Linked DNA regions of Homo sapiens: region 1 is linked to region 2. Evidence: read pairs that join two places in POLR2A ChIA-PET (ENCODE). Cell type or tissue: OCI-LY7. All regions are shown on one strand. Links, peaks and the distances in the headings refer to the core of each region. The heading gives the core; the rest is flanking DNA. Region 1 overlaps PRUNE2 (prune homolog 2 with BCH domain). Region 2 overlaps GCNT1 (glucosaminyl (N-acetyl) transferase 1).

Evidence for each region. Peaks named below come from ENCODE experiments on the same cell type or tissue, not always from the same donor. Only the 100,000 strongest peaks of a DNase experiment are listed, where the experiment ranks them.
Region 1: POLR2A ChIA-PET joins it to region 2 with 6 read pairs; 3 of 35 experiments call an interaction of 5 or more read pairs at or near these places.

Annotation. Positions count from the first base shown.
Region 1 is chr9:76,625,435-76,628,354 of GRCh38, reverse strand. All of the region lies in intron 16 of PRUNE2 (prune homolog 2 with BCH domain), which reads left to right. All of the region lies in intron 5 of LOC105376095 (a long non-coding RNA gene), which reads right to left. Among named protein-coding and RNA genes, the nearest start is that of PCA3, 140 kb to the left of the region's middle. In OCI-LY7, for the core only: no CTCF peak of the experiment used is centred there; no DNase peak of the experiment used is centred there.
Region 2 is chr9:76,470,901-76,473,820 of GRCh38, reverse strand. All of the region lies in intron 2 of GCNT1 (glucosaminyl (N-acetyl) transferase 1), which reads right to left. Among named protein-coding and RNA genes, the nearest start is that of GCNT1, 13 kb to the right of the region's middle. RefSeq lists enhancers at 1,158-1,237, 1,588-1,857, 2,569-2,638, 2,659-2,748, 2,673-2,920. In OCI-LY7, for the core only: no CTCF peak of the experiment used is centred there; DNase peaks (open chromatin) are centred at 720, 1,440 and 2,740; H3K4me3 peaks cover 2,268 bases; H3K27ac peaks cover 2,500 bases.

The sequences.
Region 1 (2,920 bases), core at 144-2,643, 150 kb before region 2:
GCTCAATAGAGGGTAACGCAGTATCAGCGTCAGCATCCTGCATGGGTACTGAAGGTCTCAGGATGATGCTACAAAAACTAGGATAAAATTTAACAAAATAAATACTTGGAGCTGGGATTTTAAAACAGGGATATCGGAGAATGAACAGTTGTATCTGGTACATTGTTGCAAAGAACGATTGTTTTCTGTGTGTCTTTTTTTTTGTTGTTGTTCACTGTATCTGAATCACTAGCTTTTTTCATTTCATTTGAATGGAGAGGGACTTAACCATTAGCTCAAAGAAAACAGGCAAGTATCATTCATCTTCCTCCATAAAATGGATAGCAAAATGTACCTCTCGTTTGGGATTCCAAAAAAGAGTCCTCTCACTTTAAAAAATTAATTAATTAATTAAAAAGGCCCAGCCTAGAAACTGGAAGGAAAGAATTCTCATGTAATGTGTGTCTATGATATGCCAAGCATAGCAGTGCTCTATTTATATCATTTATTTAACTCTTATAGTAAACCCCTGTTTTACAGATGCAGGGGACGTAACTTAGTAGGAAGTTACTTATGCACAGTATAAGTAGGAACCAGGAAGAGATGGAACGGAAATTCAAATTCAGGTCAGCCTGGCACTAAAATTCCCATGTCCTTTTCTAGTAGATTCCTTTACCTCTCTCAGAGAATCCTTCAAAATTCAAACCTCAGAAGTAGATTCATTTGGTTCTCCTACATAAGCAATATCGGGCGTGAACACAGGATACTGACTGGGCTTCCGGTGGTCAGCTGGGCTCAGCTGAATCAAACGGAGTGTTCATTAGATCCTAATGACGGCTTCAACCCTCATTAGCTTCACAGCGTTTCCACAACCAGCATACCTCATAGCTCTGGGCTGCTGCCTCAAAAAGGTGTACTCCGTCTTCAAATCCCACTTCTACTCTTTAAATTTAAAAAGTATGGAGGCAGAGAGGGATGCCTCACACCTGTAATCTTAGCACTTTGGGAGTCTGAGGAGGGTGGATAGCTTGAGTCCAGGAGTTCAAGACCAGCCTGGGCAACATGGTGAGCCCCCCGCCACCCCATCTCTATGAAAAAAACACAAAAATTAGCCGGGTGTGGTAGCATGCACCTGTAGTCCTAGCTACTCAAGAGATTAAAGTGGTAGGATTGCTTGAGCCTGGGAGGCGGAAATTGCAGTGAGCCGAGATCGCACCACTGCACTCAAGCCTGGTTGACAGAGTGAGACGCTGTCTCAAAAAAGAAGAAGAAAAAAAAAAGATGAAGAAGTATGGAAACACTCACATTCTATAAGATGACAAGGACATTCTCTCTTCTAGTGGAATTGAGCATTGACCACTTTCCAAGTAAACACGGTAACACTTCCATGGTGTGACAGAGGCAATAGAATGAAAAGTGAATGGGCTTTAGAGACTTAGATTTGAACCTTCTCTCCTACCTCTCAATGTCTCTGAGACTTCAAGTCATCTATTAAAATGATTAATTAATTAAAATATTCTGAGTCTCAGCTTCAGCATCTGTAAAGTAAGGAAGTAAGTTGCACTTCCTGGAATGGTTCTGAGGGTTGAATGCAAACAGGGTACACAAAGCACTTGCAAAGCCTCCCAGCACAGAGTTCGCAATCCAGAATCTTATTTATTGTTACACCTGTTGCTTTTAGAGACTCTCCATCATATGGGAAAGTTCAAATGAGAAGTTAAGTATACCTAGGACATTTTTCATTCAACTGCACACATCAGTTTTCAAGGGCTCCATTTGGGAAAAGTTACTTCAGGAGGAAGGGTTCTAGTTGGAAAAATTTTTTTCTGGAGAAAGAAATTTACCACCATTCATGTGCTGCCCACATGTCCATGTGTTCTGTTTTCTGTAATTCATCTCCTTGGGATGTCCTTTCTGCCATTTCTGTTACTGACCTTCATCACCTCAATTTCATGTTTTGCAAATTTCAAATGGATACGAGCCATGGCTCCTTTTTATCACTGAATAACATTCAAAGGATCTAATCTCAGCCACTCCCACAACCAGTCCTCAGCTGAGATGGAGCCTGTCATCAAAGGGCTTAAATGAAAGAAAAACTTGCCCAACCTAGAACCAAATTTATAATCATTGGTTACAGTTGATTCTCATTATTTGTGGCAGTTATGTTCTATAAAGTCACTGCAAACACTTAATTAGTGAATACTGAAATAGTGTTCCAAGGGAAAATACAGGATGTTCAGTTCCTGCAAGCATCTGGTCACAATGTTTTCATCAATCAATCAATATATAACCTTTTTTTATGTGTGTTTCTGTTTAAATGAACCTTACTTAGTATACATTGTTGATTTATGAACATTGAACTCATGGCCAACAGTATTGTAACTTGTGCATAAACAAAGCTTATCTAATACACATATTTTCTTCATAAGGCACATCACAGCTTTCCTGCACTTGGGAATACTAGTATTCCCAATACAGTATTTCAGCCCTATGCTTGGAAGCCAATTTGAACAGCAAAATCACCAAGGAAAAATACAAAAATGAGCGGAAAAAAAGGCACTAAAAAGGTTGTGAAAAGGACACTTGTTTACAGTATGAAACAAGAAGACAGAGCCTCACACATTGCCAGGTGGCAACATGAATGTTGGGCAACTCAAATTTTTCTCCACTCTGCACATGTCCACAAGTGACCCAAAAAGTACTTTGTATTGATTTTGTGTTTATAAATACATGCTAGTGAAGAGGCAAATTTACAAATATAGAATCTGCAAATAATGAGGTTTGACTGCATATATTTATAAATTATAAACATTGATTGTTTTCTAATGAAAATAAGATTTCCCCCAAATGTCAATTTTATTATTACCATCATACATCACCTAATGACAGAGACATGTTCTGAGAAGTGCGTCTTTAGATGTTTTCATCATTGTGTAGACAT
Region 2 (2,920 bases), core at 260-2,759:
CTGAATATTTTCTCTTGGGTTTGTTTACATCTGAGACACAGAAGAGTACAGTGGCAATGATTTCAGCTCTCCAACCGGACTGCCCCAGCAGGAGACCTGGGAGTCATCATTCCCCAACCCAAACTTCAGCAAATTCTTAGCCTCTCCTAGCTTCAGCGTTTTTGTTGTTTTTTTAAAAAACTAATTAACTTTAAACAATTTCATTGGGGAAATTATCATATATACCTTAGAGTTTTTATAAAGAGTAAGTGAGCTAACTTGTAACATGTTTATACTGTATTTGACAAATAATGAGCCCTTAATATTGGCAATGTATTATTATTCATTATTTTCCCTTTTTTGACTTTTGTTCAAATCTGAGCTCATGTCTAAGGGTAACTTTTTCAGACTTCAAAAATGAAAATCCATATTTCCAGTTTACTAACAAATACTTCAATATACTCAATTCTATACTGAGAATCTATTATACAAAATAGATTCCTAGGCTCTGGGGAGAAAAATACAAACATAAATAATACATGCTCCCTGCTCTCCAGGAATTCACTCAGAGGTTATATGCTGAGGTTTCTGGAGGAAATTATAGGCTTGGTCAATATAGTTAGAAACTATTTTTAGAACAATGCATCCATTGTAGAGCTGAAAGAAACTTCAGGAAGCATCTAGTGTTGCTGGAAACAGCAGCTCTGGGAGCAATTACTAGGTCTTCAGGCTAGGGGTGGAGTCTGTGGTCCCATAAATTACAAGAAACAAAGACGTAAAGACAGACAAGTGTCGCAGGGCACAGTGGCTCACACCTGTAATCCCAGCACTTTAGGAGGCCGAGGTGGGCAAATCATCTGAGGTCAGGAATTCTAGACCACCCCGGCCAACGTGGTGAAACCCCGTCTCTTCTAAAAATACAAAAATTAGCCAGCCATGGTGGCAGGCGCCTGTAATCCCAGCTACTCCGGAATATGAGGCAGGGGAATTACTTGAATCTGGGAGGCAGAAGTTGCAGTGAGCTGAGATCACGCCATTGCACTCCAGCCTGGGTGACAGAGCGAGACTCCATCTCAAAAAAAAAAAAAAAAAGAAAAGAAAAGAAAAGAAAAGAAAAGAAAGACAAGATTCTCTGTTGCTGGTTTGGCTCCTTATTTCTTAGCCCTTAAGACAGTCAGGTCTACTGTAAATATTTAAAGACAGAGACATGGTATTCAGCATTTCTCAAACTTACATGACAAAGAAAACTTACAAGAAGAGCATATGGCAAGTCCATAACAAAAAAGTCCATCTAGCCCCAAGTTGCACCCTCCTCTGTAACTCAAGAAAAAGCTGAGGCCCTGGGGCATAAGGGTCAAGATCTAGTGGAAAGCTGCCTTTAACCAGAGCCTGCAGCTTCACCCTTGTGGGTATGTGTTCTTTCACGCTCTACTGCATTCCCTTCACTCAATTCTACTTTTTTGGGAGGGAGGGCCACCCACAGAACCCCAAAAGAGACATCTGACATTTCTTTGTGGTGTCAGTCACACATTCTCTTTTCTCATTTCCTTTTTTTCTTTGAGACAAAGTCTCGCTCTGTTGCCCAGGCTGAAGTACAGAGGTGCGATCTTGACTCACTGCATCCTCCGCCTCCCGGGTTCGGGTTCAAGTGATTCTCCCACCTCAGCCTCCTGAGTAGCTGGGATTACAGGCGAACGCCACCACACCTGGCTATTTTTTTTAATTTTTAGCAGGGACGAGGTTTCATCATGTTGGCCAGGCTGGTCTCGAACTCCTGACCTCAAGTGATCTGCCAGCCTTAGCCTGCCAAAGTGCTGGCATTACAGGCTGAGCCACCATGCCCAGCCCCTAGTCCATTTTTAAAAAATATTTACGGGAGGCTGATGTGGGAGAACCAGTTGAGCTGACTGGGGAGAAGCAGCAGTGAGCTGTGATCATGCCACTGCACTCCAGCCTGGGCAACAAAGCGAGACTGGTCTCAAAAGAAAAAAAAATTTACATCTTATTTTGACCCAAAATAATATTACTGAGCATGACCAATCTACCTCATAATGCTAACTTCTGACATGCTGCAAAATCACATCTACCATCAAAAACTGGTGTCTTTCCTAATAGGAGAATACAGCACAGAGGACATGCCTCAAAATGGTCAGAAATGTCTTTGGAAAACACTTATGTTAAAGGTACTAATTTCCACTTATACATGTTTTTTTAAATCCTGTATTTTTATAGCCATGCCTCTTATTTTCAGGGAACTCATAAGTTTTCTGCCACAAGTAATCAACAACAAAATTGGTGGGCTGTCTATTTCTGACTTGAAAAACACTTCTGCATAGCAGTGAGACATACATGCACGGGTTTTTATCTATACCCTGGGGTTTGTGGAAGTCAAGCGCCCCAGGCAGGAGCACATTCCTGGGAGCAATTCTGGGAGCAATTACTAGGTCTTCAGTATAGGGGTGGAGTCTGTGGTCCCATAAATTACAAGAAACAAAGGCATAAAGACAGACAAGTGTGGCAGGGCACAGTGGCTCACACCTGTAATCCCAGCACTTTAGGAGGCCGAGGTGGGCAAATCATCTGAGGTCAGGAATTCTAGACCACCCTGGCCAACGTGGTGAAACCCCGTCTCTACTAAAAATACAAAAATCAGCCAGCCATGGTGGTGGGCACTCCAGCAGCAGATATAGCATGTGCTTCAGGATTTTTAATTGCAAACCAGAGGTTTTGTTAATTAGCATAAGTAGTGTGAGAACCAGATCCTCACAAGGTGAATACAAGGACTGTGTTGGTTAGCATAACAGATGTGAGAAATGTGTAGACAATGGATGAGATCAGGGGCTCCACCTATATGAAAGGATTAGGCATATTTCAGAGGCAAGTTCTGCATTTACATGAAGAGGACAAACAAGCCTGGCGGGCCCCAAAGTCTGGGATGGTG